2 separate regions of the Mus musculus genome follow, and region 1 is linked to region 2. A link is a loop called in an ENCODE intact Hi-C map of the cell type or tissue named here. Cell type or tissue: left cerebral cortex. All regions are shown on one strand. Links, peaks and the distances in the headings refer to the core of each region. The heading gives the core; the rest is flanking DNA.

Region 1 (9,027 bases), core at 636-8,635, 52 kb before region 2:
TCCCATGTTCCTATCCGGCTTCATTTGCAATCACAGCCCAGGAAGCCTGCATGTGGGTTTGACCCCCAAGCACTCGAGGCACTGTCACCTCCTAACAGCTACTGTCTAGGGACAGTTTTGACTTCGCCATCACTCAGGATCCATTTTAATTTTCTTTTTAATCTCTCCATCTTGTTGAATGTCTTTGTTTGGGACTGATTCTATTTTATAAGGCAATTTCCAAATTGCATCTCACTTTTTCCTGGTCATCCGGGTTCTGTTGTAGATCACGGAAATGTGGGGTAGAAAAGACCATCTGTCTCCCCCTCCCCCGCCTGTGCGGCCCAGTTGCTCCCAAGTGAGCGAGCGGTCATTCTTCCTTGGTTTCTGCAACATTTTCCAACTTGGAAAGAAAGTGACTTTGAGTTTCCTGAGCATGCAGCCTCCTCCTTGTCTTGAGTGGGAGTAAAATGGAATTTAAAAGAAAAAAAAAAGGCAAAACAAAAACTCAAAACTCCTCAACCCCTTCAGTACTATTTATGGTGAAAAATAAAATTAATAAGTTATTAAATAAAATTATGTGAGAATTAAAGAAAACAAAAACAAAAACAACCACTTAAAATTTTTTTTTCCCCAGTCAGGCACTGCATACTCATTAACCAAAAATGATTTTGTTCTGGTGATTCCCTTAGCCTCTTTCAGAGACTAAACCAACAAATGGTGGGAAAACACTTTTTGGTGTGTGTGTGTGTGTGTGTGTGTGTGTCAGAATAACCAGTTCAGGGATTTTCTTAGAAACCCTGATATAGAAACATGTACAGAATTCTCCTTTAGCTGCCCTTTTTTTTTTTTTTTTTTTTTTTTTTTGTGGAAGTTGACTTTGTGGGACTTATTTCACTTAAAGAAGTGATGTTCTCTGTGTAAAAAGTCCCAGTATTATAATAAAGTCCTTTCCAAGTCTCAAGTGCTCTGCTGTCTTCCAGAAATTGCCAGCATGCCACTTGTCCTTTATTTTCTAGTGCTTTCAGGATGCTATTTTACATTAGGGGTGCTTAAAGGAATTATTCTTTTATATTGGCTTCCTTGTGTTACTAAGGATATCCCTATTGTTGCCCAGATGGGGACTTTTTATTTTTTCAGGGTCATTTTTACCCTCTTTAAAGCTGCCCCTGTGACTTACATAATATGAAGTATTTCCCCTTCTTTTCTCCAATCTCTATTTTTTTCTTTTGTAAAATTCTTGGCTGCTAAATGGTGAATCAAGGTCAGTCTCAATCTCCCCCCCCTCCTCTCCTCTCCCTCCTCCTCCCCTTCCTCCCCATCCCCTTCCTCCCCATCCCCTCCCCTTCCTTTCTCCTTTTCTCCATCCGTGTGTATTTGAACAAGTTTTCAACTCCAAGTGCCATTTATATTACTGTGGAGCGAATTACTATGAAAATGTAGGAGAAAAGGAACGATAGACAGGATACGGGCATGAAAGGAGCCTACAAACCAGACATGGAGTGCAGCCCACTTGCTAGACCCGAGATGAATGCCTGTTGATGTTTCCCTCCAACCTTTGCACTGTGAGACCCAGGTTTATAAAGATTAAAACTTTCGGAGGGAGCTCTAGACATTTCGTCTCCCTTCTCCTCCCCCTCGATTTGCAAATAACCCGGCTGAGCTTTAAGGGTCATTAAGTCCAAGCCAGGATTGGTCTCTCAAGAATCCTCAGCCCCTTTGCCATAAAGTAAACGTATTTGCATGTTAGCACAGTGCATGGTACAGGCTCAGCATGGCTTACTTAAGCCAATGCTGAGGGGAGGGGAGGGGAGGTTGCACTGCAAGGGGCTTTGTGAGCATAGTGCTGAATAAACACAGAATCAACCTTGGGAGACAGATTCAGTCCACTCTCAGCTTCTTTACATCCTTCTAATACAAAGGGTAATTCACCTCTGGAGTAGCCTCTCTCCTGCCTTAGCCTCTCTGGCCTCCATGCTTCCTCCTTCCTTTCTTTTGATTGATTGTATTACTAACACTGTCATTACTAGTTAAGATGAAGAGAACAGGTTGCAGATCCAGGATATCTGATTGGCAGACATTTGGTTCAAAGTTTATAATATTTGTTTTAACTTCATGCTTTTCATTTTACGATTGTCCCATATTAACAAGCATTTTTAGTAAGAAAATTTAAAACATGTGAAGCTTGAGTTAGGAATGATGCTACAGATAGGTACCCTGACTTGGTAGAAGTGTGGATTGTAGATGAGACTGAAGTGATGGTGGCGTGGAAAATCTGAGAATAAACCACAGTGAACCATCAAACTATTTCTCCTGTCTGCAGTGCAGGTGCTGTAATAACAGGATTGCAGTCCTGAGTGGCACATGGATGTAAACACTTAGTATGCCATCACATGCTGCCCTAGTCTCCTGCTTTCTGGGCTGTGGTAGGTGCGTGCACATCTCTTGTCTGGTAGAGTGATGTGTGCGCAGAGATGGAGAAAGGCTAGGTTTGGGGGTTGGAAGTGAGAGCTCTGTTCTAAAGGCAGATCTGTGTGGCTAAGTGACTCATTAACAATGTATACTGTCACATGCTGTTCTGTGATAAGATTGGGAATCACCTGGGTAGGAAGTCCTGGACTTAAAGGGACGGCAGAGGCCCCTTTCCCTTAAGTCTTGTCAAGTTTCTGCTACTCACGCTTCTAAGAAAGGCACAGAACAGCACGTAGCTGGCTGGATTATGGCCTCTTGCCTTAGCCAGAGATGACCTTGGTGGGAATAACAAGGCAGGAAAGGAGTGTGAACTCTCTGATAGGAGGGCCATATTGACCTTGGGTGGGGTTACTGCAGGTAAGAAAGGACGTAGAGACTACATTGACTGGACCGGCCAAGCTCCATGAAGTCTTCACAGCTGATGCCTATGTTTATCTGCTGTTCAGGATCGGTCCTATGCTGACAAGCCTTTGAGAATCAAGTGTCAGATACTGAAGCCATTTTCATTTTGTGCCCCCTGGAACACTGGGGAGTGAGGTGACTTCTGGGTTTCTGGAAGTGACTCTCTTATGTCTTCCTGTTACCAGGGACATACCAAGAGTGCTGTATCTACAGTGACCAGTGCTAGAGGAGGGGCTACCCAAGGAACACGGACATCCTACTAGGACCATACCCCAGAAGAAAATTGCCCTCTCCCTGCCGTCAGCTGCCAATAGCTCCTCAGCTAGGGTTGGGTGCTTGCAAAACACTTCCTGCTCCATGATGTAATGTTCACTTGTTTGATCTTGTACAGATAGCCATATAGGTGCTGTGAGATCATAAGTACTGCAGTTCTGCCATATCTAGGAGACAACATTGCACAATGATTCTCCCTATTCTCCCTCTAACGTTCATCTTCCCCCTCCCCATGATATTCTCTGAGTCCAGGGGCGGGGTGGGGGTTGGTATAGATGTCCCACTTAGGGCTCAGCACTTGTCCTAGTTTGATCTTTATTGCTGTGAACAAATACTGACCAAAACCACCTTCGAAATGTTTTCTTTAGTGTACAGGTTATAGCCGGTCATCAAGGGGCAGGCACCAAGGCAGGAACCTGGAGGTAGGAACAGAAGCAGAAACCTCTATTATGTAGGCCCACCTGCCTAGGAGACTACACCTCCGACAGTAGACTGGGCTCTCCTTCATCAACTAGTGATTAAGAAAATGCTAAACACACATGTCCACAGGTCATTCTGATTTGAGTAATTCTTCAGTAGGTTCTCTCTTCTCAGCTGACCTTAGGTTTGTGTCATCCTTGACAGCTGAAGCCAACTATGCCAGTACTCAACAGTCACTCATTCTCAGTGATCAGTGACCAGCGATCAGTCTTGGCATTGACTGCTGCCTAGTGAAAAAGAAGCTATTCTGACCAAAATTCAGACTACCTAACCTGTGGGTATACACAAATATTTAGAAGGCGGTTTTGACAACATGAGTGTTTAGCAAAAATACCAGCAAGTTTTACATTAAGGCCTGTGACCTACCTAGCCTTGGGCTTTTGGACAAGCACAGTGTCAGGCATGAGTGGGTCTCAAATCAAGGCAGAAGATGGTTGGTTACCTCCATATTTAGGTCATGCTACCACTAGGTAGGTACATCATGCGGGGCAGGATTTTGCAGTGTGCAGAGTCCGCCACTAGGTAATTCCATTGTAGATTTTTCTCTACCAGTGGCCTCCATAGCACCTTCGGGCTATGAAAGCTAGCCAGCAGGAAGTTAGTTTACTATTTATTTTGAGATTGATGTCTCAGTATCCTGCAACAAAAGCATGTACCACTAATTTCTTATTTTTTTTTGTACAAGATTTTAAAACAATAATAATAATTATTATTATTATTATTAATTGTGTGTGTGTGATAGAGAGAGAGAGAACCTGTGTAGGTAATTGAACAACTTTGTGGAGTCAGTTTTCTCTTTCAACCTTCACCTAGGTTCTAGGCATTTGATCTCAGGTTGTCTTGTCGGCCTTGCACATAAAATACTTTTACCCAGTGAGCCATGTCACTGACTCCGATTTCTTATTCTTGTCTAAGGAACCAACACATCTACATGGAACCTAGGAGAAGGCAGTTATCAGCCCTTAATGGCTGCTGGAAAGTGCACATGCTCTGGGTAGAACAAGAGGGGTGTTGAGACATGTCTTTTCTCTTGTGGCTATAAGCAAAACAAAGACATTGCGAGAGGGTCTTGGAGCGGGGTGGCAGAGCAAAGACTGGGGTTGTAGCACATGGTAGGATCACCAAGAGTTTAGACAGTGGAGAACAGTTTGGGGGATAGACGAGGGGAGGAGATTATTTCCCTGGCACGGTAGACAGTAGCAAATGAAAAGAGTGCTGGAGCCATAGGCATGGATACCAGGAGCCAAGGAGAGAGTCTGGCAGAGTGAAAGTTATTGGAGAGGTGGTAACATTGGCTGTGTACAGTATTTGCCCATTTAAAGGGGAAGCTACCATTCACTGCCAGCCAGATGCTGCTATAAGGGACACAAAATCTTCTGACAGGTCTCAGAGTTCAAGAGGAGCTAAAACAAACAAACAAAACACACAAACAAACAATTTAAAAAAGAAAATAATCAGAATTTAAGAATTGTAGTTCCCTGGTTATTAAACAAAGGTAGAATAAAAATATTGAATGTTCAAATAAACACTGTAGGTCAGGCTTGGACACTGGGCCATTGGGCATTTAGCCCATTTATCTTTGGCATAGGCATATCTGTTCCTTCATGTCCTTTTGAAGTAAAGTTTGAATTTTAGGATGACTTTGGACAGTTGTGTCATCTACCAGGACTTTCTTGGTCTGCCTACTTGAGTAGACAGACTTTAGGTAGAATTCAGTGAGGGTCTCAGAAGTTCACAGCTTCCAATGGTCTAGGTTGTAGATTTCTGTAAGAAACAAGAGGTGAAGCTGGGCTAATAGTCATCAAGAGGTATGAAGCTGGGCTAATAGTCATCAAGAGATGAAGCTGGGCTAATAGTCATCAAGAGATGAAGCTGGGCTAATAGTCATCAAGAGGTGTGAAGCTGGGCTAATAGTCATCAAGAGATGAAGCTGGGCTAATAGTCATCAAGAGGTGTGAAGCTGGGCTAATAGTCACCAAGAGGTGTGAAGCTGGGCTAATAGTCATCAAGAGGTGTGAAGCTGGGCTAATAGTCATCAAGAGGTGTGAAGCTGGGCTAATAGTCATCAAGAGATGAAGCTGGGCTAATAGTCATCAAGAGGTGTGAAGCTGGGCTAATAGACAGTAAGAGGTGTGAAGCTGAGATAATAGTCATCAGCCTCCTGACCACTTCTTCAAGGATTTCTTGGGACATATATTTAGCTCAACTTCCCACCTGAGCAGTGGCATTAGAGAAGCAACAGAACACTGGAGCATGCAACTAGGTTTAGCCACCAATATGACTTTTGGGCAAGTGTGGCCATAAAATGCTTAAGTCATGAGCTGGATAAACTCCATCTGGAGAGCTGTATCTTTCTCTGTAAACTTAAATAATTGTGTACTTTGACGGTTTAGTTTTGATTTTTAAGAGAGGATAAAAAAGCTCAACTATTAAAAAATGTTAAATGGTTCAGATCAAGTAGCAACATTCAAAGCTCATAACTATGACAGTTAGCTTCATTGGAAAACACTGTTATGTTCTTTTAAAAAATCAAATATATCCTAAAATAGTTCAAAAACTGGCTGGCTTTGTCACCCTTGCCCAGGGACCATAGAAGTAGCCAGGCCAGGGGTAGGTAGTGATGTTTGTAAATCTTTGCTCTCCCTAAGTAGGTCCCCTTTCTCTTACATTAGGGGCTCCCCACTGTGCCTTGGCCCTTAAAGCATGGGCTTGCTTCATTTTTGAAGAACTTTTTATTTTGAAGTAATTACAGACTCATGGGAAGTTGCAAAAAGAGTACAAAGAGACCTATGTGTCCTTTACCCAGCTTCCTCCAATGGGGCCTACACACTCATCCTAAGACTTGTTTTATTTTAAGACATTTCTTAGGAGGTGTGGGTGTGGCCGTGGCCGGAGGGATGCATAGAAAAACCACACTGTTATGAGAAATAAGGGCTGAAGCTGAGGTGGGGGAGGGGCTGCTCTGCCCTAGCCTCTGTCCCTTTCAGCTGTTAAAATGAAAAGCCAGTCACTTTTCCTTCTATGTATGAGAGAAGAAAAAGTAATTTAAAGAATAATCTGTTGTGGGGGCCGACATACATAAAATTTCAATCAAAACCATATGAAAACATTTATTGACAGTTTGGGGAAAGGGGAAGAGTTATAAGAGAAACTCAGAAAAGGTCCTTACATTTACGTTTCTAAAGAGCAGTCTAGGTAATAATGGTAATGAACCAGCTATGTTTTCCTGTGTGTGTGTGTGTGTGTGTGTGTGTGTGTGTGTGTGTGTGTGTGTTAAGTCTTAGGTGTTAGCTTACAGGATAGCAAGGTTCATAGGAAGTCTGGACCATTAAGAGAGCCCTTTAATAGTAATTTCTACTCTTTCAGCAAGGACAATAGATGGACCTTTCTTCCTGCAGCCTTCACGGAGAAGACCCAGGAGCTAGACAGGTGCAAGTCAAGCGCCAGCTGTGTTATTGATCAGGCTGCACACAGACCCAGAAGGAGCAATATAGTAGTCTCACATCCATATCTCTAACCACTTCTTGCCCTGGCTTGCTTGAGCCACCATCGGACAGATGTGTATCATTTGTCATTCCTGTGCTGCCTGGGTTCAGTGGAATCACTGAGTCTTGGCTTGTGATAGGGCAGACTCAGGAAAAGACAGCTCTCCAGGGAGAGGTAGGGGCAGCTAGGACAAGATAGGTGAGCCATACACTGAGCTGTTTCCTCTTCCTTTTTTCATGTCTCTTGGGCAGCAGCAGGTGAAGGGAGTAAAAGGAATTCTGGCCAGCTGAGTTTCCAGGGTACCTTGAAAGAATTTCCTTGTCAGTGAAGGTCTCATGGAATCCTAGGACCTCCCGTAAGAAAATGGAGATTAAAATAAGGCAGAACTTCCCAGAGGATGTGAAGGGAAGGTGGCAGGGACACAGGGATCATTGGAGGAGAGAAGGGAACTAGAAAGTAGTGCCAGCAGACATTGGCCTTGCTCTGGAGTAGGGCTCAACGGAGTTTCTCCTCTTAGTATTTGGGAGAGTGGCAGAATGGAGCTAGTTAAAGGGAATGATTTCGGGAATGACTTTGCCTAAAAGAAAAAACGGAGGGAAAATGAGAGGAGTGTTTGCCAGGAACCTTAGTGGGAGGGTAGTATAAGTAGAGCAACAAGAACACAAGAGTCCCTGGCTTTCACACTCTGGCTTGCCCACCTGCTACCTGCCTGTTCTTTTTCACTTCACATCTTCCCCCATAGTCCCTCATCCACCAACAGTGAGTGAACAGGTGAGAACACGATCATTGACATTCACTGTAAACCAGCGGATGCTTGACGAGGAAGGGGAGCCTGCCTCATCTGCAGCTCTAGCTCAGGGTTTCCCTTGTTTTGTTTTCTTTCATTCCTTAATTCCTCCTTCCCTTGATGCTTCCTTCTCTTTCTTCCATGGTAGGGCTAAACTCTGTGTGATGTGTTGAGGATACCATAGTGAACCAAAGGGGCATTGTCCCTGCTCCATGGCATAGCTTAGTGTGTAGAGGTGGAACCTGAAGAGAAGGAAATAACTATGGAAGAGTGGAGTATCATTTGGGACAGAAGGAAAGCAATGGACTGCCAAGAGTGGATGGTGTCCACAGATATGTCTGACATAGCCAAGGAACTTTCCTACCCATCTTCCCAAAACTGATCTCCCAGAACTTTCCCAAGAAGTTTATAGTTACTACTCAGAAAGGCTCTAAAATGGAACAAATATTTGATAATTCTTGGAACTCTTGAACATCTGCATTTCATTATTTTGAGTCTCCTTACGTTGTATAAAATCCCTTTCTCCATATTCTGCATGTTGCTAAACAAAGATGCTATCACCCTCCATGTTCTCAGTATGGTGGCTTTGTTTATCTATTTAAACTATAGGTCAAAACTTTTTAGAAAGTAATGTCTGTAACTGAGCATGTGTGCATACTTTTTAAAAATTTTTCCATAGCCTTTCCTAAACAGTGTGGTCCAGTGGCTAGTTTCAAAGCTCATACACTGTAAAGAGTCTCAGGAACAATCTAGAAATTATTTAAAGAGGCCTGCAGATTACATACAAATGTCATTCTATTTTAGATAAAGTGTTAGAATAGATTTTAATGTCTGGTGTAGAGGGGTTGTTCTAAAAAAATGAGCCTCCCACAATGAGCCTCGGATTCTAGAATTGTGTGTTGTTATTAGCATTGGATCAATGTGTTGTTTAAAGTTTTTTTTTTTTCCTTCCCTAGTATGGGGGAAAAAGTTAATAGGTGTTTCTATGTCACTTAGTAAATTCTGTCAGACAAGAGGAAAGCCTGATGATATGTTGGTAAGCAGCACCACAAAGCTCACGGATACAAAAGCAGCAGGTGGCTCGTGGCCATCATGGTGGTGGTTTGTTTCTGAGTGTAGATTGTGTCGAATGTTCTAGTCCTGAAGTT
Region 2 (9,027 bases), core at 602-8,601:
CATGTATTCACCCTTCACCTCGCTGAGATAAGCCACTGCCGCTTACCATATCTGGGCCTTTTCACATATTGGTCCTTCTCTTTGGAATGGCCTTGTCCCTGACATCCTTCAGATTTCAGTATGTCTGCTGTCCTCTGGGAGCTTCTGCCTTAATGATTCTAATGAGTCAAAGGCCTTTCCTCTCCACATGGCGGCACACACACACACACCACACACCACACTTACCAAACACCCTGGGCCCTGCAGTGTTTCTGTGTGAGCCTGATGCTTCCCCTGTGGGATTTCTCTGATGGAGTGAGTCTTTCCATTCACTTTCATCTCCAGCCATGTAATTGGCAGATGCATATTAGAACTAATGCTGGTGGAACTCAGTGCATGTTACAAAGCGGAGCTTCTTTTTTCCTATCAGTGAATTAGAGAAGAAGTCTAAGAATTGACCTGGCTTGATTTCTGTGGACAGAGATGAAGAGTCCATTATCCTTAAGATAATGCATCTTAAAGGTCTGTGGATCTGGTAGACAAGGCAGTAACAAGCTCTTGTACTATTGGATTTTGGTTGATCGCTGACTTATTAATTAGCAAGTGTTGGGTTGGGTGCAAACGTGTATCTGAGCCTGTGTTAGAATCTTCCTGATGAAAGAGGTAAACAACAAAACATTTCTACCAGTGTTTGGGATAGCATTTATTATAAAGTATATAGCATATAGTATTTATTATATACTTAGTATTTATTGAATTACAAGTATAAAATGTCTCAGTTTAAAAATACTTTGCATCTAATTCTGGTGGGAAAAATCAGGACAGAATATTGTGCCATTAAAAGATAAGTATCTACAAGAAACAAAAAGTAGGGGTCCAAAGATTGAAGATTTGGAGAAGGCCCAAATTTGGGGGGTGGGTATAAAATGCTTTAGTAGGGGGTGACATGTGGAAGCAAACACCATATGAATGGACAAGGACACCCCAGTCAGGAGCGGTGTAGCGAGGTGGTAGTATTTAGAGATGGTGGGCACTCCATATCTTAGAGACGGTCAGTAGCTGGTGAGGTAGGAAAGCAGGTGACAGTTTCATAGACCCTAAGTACCTCAGCAGCGGCATGGGAGCATCAGTGGCCCTAGCATGTCATTGGTCAAAAATACGAAATGTAGACTTTCATTTTGGGGTTAATATTTTTCTTAGACTTTTATGCTAAGGTAAAATAGACAGGTGGGTTGGTTTAGATAATGGCGAGATCCAAGCTCTGGGAAAAATGCTGATCATTTTGGAAGAGATTTGTGTAGGTCCTAGAAGACTTAACCCTTCTCTGTGTGACCTTCATCTCTAAGGTAGATTGGCACGTACTGTGTTGAAAGGAAGTTCCTCTAGAGGAGGCATCTGACTCCCATTACCTCTGAGTAAGCTCTCTAATTTGAACTTTCGGGGCTTTAATAGAATTACATTTTTGACTTGTTAGATTTTAGAGCAAACTACCTTATGGAAATGACTGGGCTTAGACTGTATCGCCCCCGTCTGCATGTGTATACTAAGGGAAAAACAATTGATAGCATCATGATGTTAATCAAAACACTCTCAGGATGCTGACTCCGGACATTTTATAGTATATATGCTTTTGAAAAGCAGCTCTGAGAGGTTTTGATAATCCTGTCCTATTTTTTTAAAAAACAAATATCATCTCTTTTTCTATTTATAGCACATATAGTAGAAAGCTAACTTCTCGTCCTAATAGTAATTTGGGCTGATATTACTCAGTTTTTAGTCAGCAGTAAAAGAAAGTAAAACATATCCAAGGCAGTACATTCAATGTCATCAGCTGAATGATGTCATCAACTGGATGATGTCATCAGCTGGATGATGTCATCAGCTGGATGTGCTGTTCAGAGTCTCTGATGTCATCAGTTGGATGTACCGTTCAGAGTCTGCCGTCTTAGCCCCTGCTTATTCTCTCAGCTGTCGTGTCCTTCCAGTCCCCTCCGCTTTCTGTGATTCCCAAGCACCAATCACCTCACATGGTGGAGTATCATTTAAGCCAGCCCTTACTCAGCCTTGGATGTTCCATGGTTGTTCCTTTTCTTAAAATTTTATTATTATTATTGTTGTTGTTGTTGTTGTTTTCGAGACAGGATTTCTCTGTGTAGCCCTGGTTGTCCTGGAACTCACTCTGTAGGCGAGGCTGGTCTTGAACTCAGAAATTCGCCTGCCTCTGCCTCCCAAGTACTGGGATTAAAGGTGTGCACTACCACACCTGACTGGTTGTTTCTTTTCTTACTACCAAATTCTAGTCAAGAGGAATAAACTCACTGCGATTTTCAATTGGATGCACGCTCTGGGGCTGTCAGTCTTTGAAATGGGTTGTCTCTGTAGGGATCCAAGCATTGTCTGAGAAACAAAGGTGAAGTATTTTGTCCTTTACAAGCTTTGCTGTACTAAGAGTCTATTCTTTAATACTTTATGATAATCTTTATATTTGAAAGCAAATCCCAAGCATCAACTAAAGGTGAGTTTAAATGAAGCTCATATTTTTTAACAGTCAAATTTCTATCTAAATATCAGCAAGAATGGCGGGAGCTTGACTTACAGAGGAATTATTGTGGTTGTAAATGGGAGAAACATCTTACAGATTCATTTGAAATTATTTCACATGGTGGTGAAGTTGTTATATAAAATGAAAAAGATAAATGCTTTAATAACTTTTTATTCAAATTTAACATACACCTAGTCTGTAACTATATTGTAACCAGTCATCAGCAACATATATTTAAGTCTCCAAATATAATTTAAATTTCCAAGGTATATTTATGTTTCATGCTTTTGTTAGATTAATCTCCAAAATAGCTGATGAAAAATAAGTTTTAAAAGTAAACTCAAACCACATAAGAATAAAACAAGAAAAAAAATTTATAAGTATCTTGGTGCCTCTAAAACAAACAAACAAAAAAGTAGTAGTTAAACTGTCTCAAGTTCAGGAGGTCATCATTTCCTGTTTCATAACTGGAGAGCATAGAGTGCCGAATACGGCTCTGTCTGTTTTCTTCTCCCTCCCCCTGCCTCTGTCCCTCTCTTTGGAGGATTCCTTTGAGATTGCTTGCCTTGAACTTGCTGTGTAGCCAAGAATGACCTGGAATTGCTGCTTTATGCCTAGATGTGTCAAGGAGTCTACAGTCTTGGGGGAGCAACAGTGCAGCTATCCTAACCACTGTGGGGTGTTGTAGTGTTCCGGCTCTGATAGTCCCTGGTTCTTCTTTGCCCAGCCCCACTAGCACTTATTAGAACACTTTGTACACGTTGAATTAAATAAGGAACTTGCCTACCACCATCCTTTGGCATCCTTTGGCTTGTGGGAAGCTCAGTGAGGTGTGTCTCCAAGCACATGCAATGCAATCCCATATTGCACATTGCAAACGCTTCTTAACTTTCAACAGTTAAACTTACTTCAGTATCTACGTCATTTCCCTGTTTTCATGACCAACCCAGTTTTCCTCCAACATTTCAAACACACTCACGACAAACCTGACACTTTGCTTCCTAAAGTTTATGCTATGCTTTGTGAATAAAGAATTAAAAAGTGGAACATGGCCACAAAGGATTTGTCTGTTTCTGTGTGTTCTTCTGTCCGTGATGTGCAGGGCAGTGTACAGCACAGAGTGACTCGGTGTGTGCCCCGCTTGCATTGTAAGACTCCTGAAGAAGCCCTGTGTCCTTGCCCTCACATACACGTGACAAGGGACTCTGCTCCCACCATCTTTTCTGGTATCATGTTTCAGATCCGTTTTGCTGCCCCCACCACAAATTAAAGGAACACCTTCTGTTCTAGTGGGACTTTGTAGTTCACCAGTCATAGTCAGACACTAGGTTTCACTGGAATGGGTGCGCACAAGCCCCAAAACACATGAGGACGTCAGAGGCAAAGTCTGTTTTCACATCATCTGTGCTGTGTACGCTAGGCTAGGTGACGCTCACCGTCTAGCTGATTCTCCTATCTCCACTTCCTAACCCATTGTAGAAAGTTGGGATTACAGATGTGTACCACCACATCCAGCTGTCTTTACACAGGTTCCAGAGGTTGGACTTGGGTCATCAGGCTGCAGGCTTACATTGGTAGTGCTTTTACCCACTGAGCAATCTTCCAGCCCAAGAACTTCTTACAGAAGATCACTGCTGCTGGACTCTGTGAGGACACGCTGTCATTGTATGACAACAGCAGAGCTAGAATAAGACATTTCCCCCTTTGGAGCAATGGTTTCTGAAGCATGTGCTGGAAATTTGCTACAAGTGGGATTCCCGAGTCCTCAAATGAATCAGACACTCAGGGTGGAGTCCGACTGTTTTTCCTGGGTCTTAAAGGGCCTCTAATGCAAATGGAAGTGAGAGACCTCCCACAATAAGAGATTATTCACGGCAAGAGACATTGCTATGGGAGGTAAAAAAAATCTACTTAAAATCATGTTGGGCCTCTTATGGCACCTTTGTGAAGTATATATGTCAAAATTAACACATATATGTTAAAGACATAACTCAATACATATGTTAAACTTTCAATGGTGAAAGTTATGTAGACCCACAAAGAGGGTAAAATATTTTTATGCTGCTTTTTTTTGTTTGTATGTTTGTTCTTTCTCTCTCTATCTCTGTCTCTCTCTCTCTCTCCTTCTCTTGCGTGCACACATGCACACAAACACACACACACACACACACATACCACACACACAGAGGAAGTTTATGCTGTGCTTTGTAAATAAAGTAAAGAAGTTAGTAATGGTTCCTGATCTCAGTGAAGTTTGCTCTCTAGCAGGGAGAGACTGCAGCCATCTACTAAGTTTGGCTGTGGAGATCAGACAAGGCTTCTTTGAGCCTTTGGATTTAATGTTCCAAGCTTCTGCTCCTTTACAGGCCCTTTACACATGTCCCTGTTTAAACTAAACAAAGTTTTCTTCCTTCCACACTTGCTGCCTTCACCTGGACACCTTATCTTGAATATCACTTGATCAGGCTCCAAAACTCAATGCATAGAGATTCTCAAAGCAGATTCTTTCATAGAAGGATGACTCGGGTGATCAATTCCATTGTAGCAACAAGGAGGAGAATCTTCTAACTCGGGAGGGCTGCCTTTACTTTTGGGGAGTTTGTCAGGCCCTTCCAGACAGAGACATAAGCAACAAGGGAGCTGGGGATGTCTGGGAGGAGCAGGGGGCAGAAAGTGGACATAGGAGATAGGTTTAAGGATACACCGAAGTAGAATAACTGAGTGTGGCTACCAAGACTCTCTCTCCTCCATCCTCTTGTAGTTGAGGATTCGTGCAAGATTATGAGTGTGGGAGAAAGCTCGCTTCTCCCACATGTAAGAACATGGAAATGTCAACACTGGGTGTGAGGCCTTGGGGTGCCATGGGCAGCAAGATGCTGATATGGAGGAGGATGAACCTTTAAGGCTGAGTTGGTCATGGGGCTTCTGTAAAGCTCAGTTCAGAGTAGAAATATATGTAAGCCACAGAGTCCATTTTTTATCTTCTTTAGGCAAAAAGAAGGTTGGGAGTTATAGCTTAGTGGCAAGAATTTTTGCTTAGCTCAAACAAAGCACTGCCAAAAAAGTAAAAACGAAACAGGTAAAAGTGATTTTGGCAACGCACTTTACATAAACCAATGTGAACAAATATGATAACAGGAAATCAATATGAAAAAGGTATCAATACATCATATCCTCCACTCCTTTTAGAGTGAGTCTTTAAAACCCACAATAAATTTCTTTTGATGGCATATCTGAATCCATGTGTTAAACTTACAGGACTATGGTCCTGCTAAGAGTACAAAGCATTTTGCGCTGCTTTAGTTTTTAAGGTCCATTTTACAGCTAGAGGTTCAATTCTCTGGTTCCCTTAGTGCATTTCAGGGATGCATATCGCATGGGCCTTGTGTCCAGTGTCCTGGTCAGGGGCTCTGAGAGTAAGTCAGACCCTCTCCCATCTCCATGTTCTGGCGTAGGATCTGTACATCTTCGAGAATGTGATTTCAGTTATTTATTTTTGAACAACTATTGTGAAGACATCCAAGGCTATGAAGAGTTCAGATAACCCAAGCTGGCCATCGCCTTAAAGCTGTTTGAAGAATGAATTAAAAAATGGAATATATAGTGACTTGCCCTGAAGAATGGATACATGCTTTGTGTGAATGCAATGGCTTTGGTCCTGGCACCTGCGAGGCCTTGGTGAGGGAATAGTGGATGAGTAGAAGGTCAGTGCGGGACGGGGATTAGTGGAGATGCTCTTTATTATATGTGGTAGCTATTGCAGATGCTTTTAATGTTCTGGAGAAGTACAGTTTTTGTCTTCTTTTCTCTCTGTCAGCTAAGCCTTTACTGGAGAAGAAGAGAAACTACTTAAGATACAGCTAGAATCAAAGAGAAATCTGGACAGTTTTCTGCAGAAGCCATCAGTAACTCAGCATTGGCACTTTTTAACTGCAGGACCTATAGTCTGAGCTCTCAGCATTGCCAGGTTGTGGACGGATGTTTGCTAGTTGTTCTCTTCCTGGCATTTGGGAGCTCCGTGGCATTGCCTCTACGATTCATTCCCTGGGTCTTTGCAAATGGCTGATGGTTGCTTCTAAAGGGAAACTGTAAGGATTCTCTATCCTTCTCACCTGAGAGAGTTCCACGTTCTTAATCCAAGTCCTGAAAGGACCCTAACCTTGACATGTCCAGATGCCTAGTAATCACATTGCAAATAAATAAAGATTCAGATTAACCTATGCAGTACTCTAGCCACGTCAAAGTTCTCCTCTTTTTAAGACGTGGGTTAGAAATGACGTTTTTTGCAGATCAGGAAGTGGATTTAGAGTATTTGCATGCACAATGCTCATTTACATGTTTCTTTAAAAAAAAAAATCCCTGAGTGCAGGATCCTGCTTCATGCTCCTATTTCATGGTACCATCTGTATCTTAAAGGTGAACTTGAAGCTCAGTGCATCTGCTCCACCAGGGATGCTCTCTAGTCCAGTCCAGAGGCAGCCTTTTAAAATGGGCTTCATAAATTGATGCTTTCCAGGGGGCAGTTGCTCAGGAGACCTGGATCCTTAGGTGTGAGATAGAGATGGTCAGGACCTTCATTCTTTAGGCCCTGAGAGATAGGGAAGAGATGGAAGTGACCCCTGCTAGTGAAGGAATACATCGTAGAGGAGCACATGTTCAAGAGGAATGTCAGATTTAAAAGGCCAAGCAAGTTTTACCTCTTACAGCAGCAAGGGATTAGAATTCACACAAGCTATCTTGCTCCTGTGTGGGCACCAGTCTTTGTTGACAATGAAGATGCAGTAGGTTTGGGGGACTGTTGTTGTTATTGTTGTTGTTATTCACTATTCATGTAGTGTGTTCTGTGGAGAACATGTGATAGTGGGTTAGAAATGATGGTTTTGCAGATCAGAAAGTGGATTTAGAGTATTGGGCTAATACTCTATATTGGGCTAATACTCAGGGCTGTTGGCATTACAGTAACAAAATGGATGCTTGCCTGAAGCTGACTATCTAGCCGAGGAAAACGATAGCACCCACCAATACCATGCCATCTCATTTCAAAGCAACCAAGAGCTGTGGATAAGGGAAGAGGCTGCACCTTGTTTTCATTTAGAGACAAGGCTTCCCCTTTGTGGTCCAGGCTGGCTTTGAACTCTGCATCCCCCTACCTCTACCTCTCACAAGCTAAGATGACAGTGTGTGCCACCGTGTCACCCTTTACTGACTTTTACAGAGGCTAAAGACGGTGGGTATACTCTGAGCCAGAGACTAAATGAAGAATTATGTGAAGGGGCAAGAATGTTCCAGGCATAGGACAAAACAAGGGTGGACAGAGGCCCTGAGGTGGAAGTGCATGCAGGAAGCAGAGGGGCAAGGTGGTGATTCCTGGAAGGGGAGGTTGGTAGAGGAGAAAGATGAGATGAGAGAGGTAGCCAGGAGTCAGGTCATACTGACTGCATCATCTACTGCTTGCAGGCTTGGGACTTTTACTCTGAGAGTGATAGGGAACTATTATACACTTGGATTTCATTTTAACCACTTTTAAGGCAAGAATGATTTTGGTAGCCTGGTATAGTATAAGGCCAATTTCACAAAAAAAAAAAAAAAATTGTGTGTGTGTGTGTGTGTGTGTGTGTGTGTGTGTGTGTGTATTAGACTGCATGCACATGTGCATATTTGAATGTAGAATTGAGTATTGGATATCTTCTTTAGTTACTCTCTACCTCATTTGTTTTGAGAGAGTCTCTCACTGAACCTAGAGCTCACTGGTTTTGCTAGGCTGCCTGGCCAGTGAGATTCAGGTATCCTGACTTCACCCACCCAGCTCTGAGACTATAGCTGTGTGCCACAATGCTTGGATTTTCACCTGGGTCCTGGGATTCCAGACTCAGGTCTTCATGCTTTTATGGAAAGTACTTTACCTACTCAGAATAAGGTTTTCAAATTTGTAAAACAAAATTCAAATGCTCAAAATAGAATCTACCACAGAATGTCAAGGAAGCCAATTTGGATGGATTTATACTACCTCAAGGTCCCCAGAAAGGGACACATTCTGTGATTTGAATTTTCAAAGTTTCTGTGACTCCTGTAAGAAGAATAAAGTGTAAGGGCCCAGAGTGGAAGCCATCCAGTGTCATAGGGCTGAAGGATCAGCTTCCCTTTAACTTCCAGGACCTGGCCTCAGAAGCTGGTCTTTTCAAGTGCAAGAGGAAAAAAGTATAACTTCTGTTTATGTTTAATTTACAATCTTTTTGAATGCAAGAAGAATAATGTATGGCTTTATTTATATTTAATTTGCCCTCATTCTTTTTAATTGATCTATTGAATAAAGGCTTTACGATATGCTAGCATAGTAGCACTTCAGTACATTTATATAATTCGTGAATAAATCTACATATGTTTGGGGTCTGTGGCCAGAAAGCATTTATGATGGTGTTGTTTGATCGATCACATCTGCGGGTTGCAGTTTAGGGAGAGTGACCCTGTGAGAAGCAGGGAGAACGCCATGCTGGCTTAGAGCATGC

What was found. Hi-C counts contacts between places; a loop is a spot of excess contacts. Peaks named below come from ENCODE experiments on the same cell type or tissue, not always from the same donor. Only the 100,000 strongest peaks of a DNase experiment are listed, where the experiment ranks them.
Region 1: a loop joins it to region 2, with 2.1 times the contacts of the local background. A loop is called at or near these places in 6 of 42 quality-filtered maps.

The regions. Positions count from the first base shown.
Region 1 is chr1:64,099,012-64,108,038 of GRCm38, reverse strand. All of the region lies in intron 1 of Klf7 (Kruppel-like factor 7 (ubiquitous)), which reads left to right. It overlaps Gm13748 (a long non-coding RNA gene), which reads right to left. Exons shown (of 3, transcript XR_003947836.1): 3 at 6,836-9,027. Among named protein-coding and RNA genes, the nearest start is that of Klf7, 18 kb to the left of the region's middle. In left cerebral cortex, for the core only: a CTCF peak has its summit at 4,130; a DNase peak (open chromatin) is centred at 2,485; H3K27ac peaks cover 317 bases.
Region 2 is chr1:64,046,574-64,055,600 of GRCm38, reverse strand. All of the region lies in intron 2 of Klf7 (Kruppel-like factor 7 (ubiquitous)), which reads left to right. Among named protein-coding and RNA genes, the nearest start is that of Mir6899, 8.6 kb to the right of the region's middle. In left cerebral cortex, for the core only: no CTCF peak of the experiment used is centred there; DNase peaks (open chromatin) are centred at 3,641 and 5,336; H3K27ac peaks cover 1,725 bases.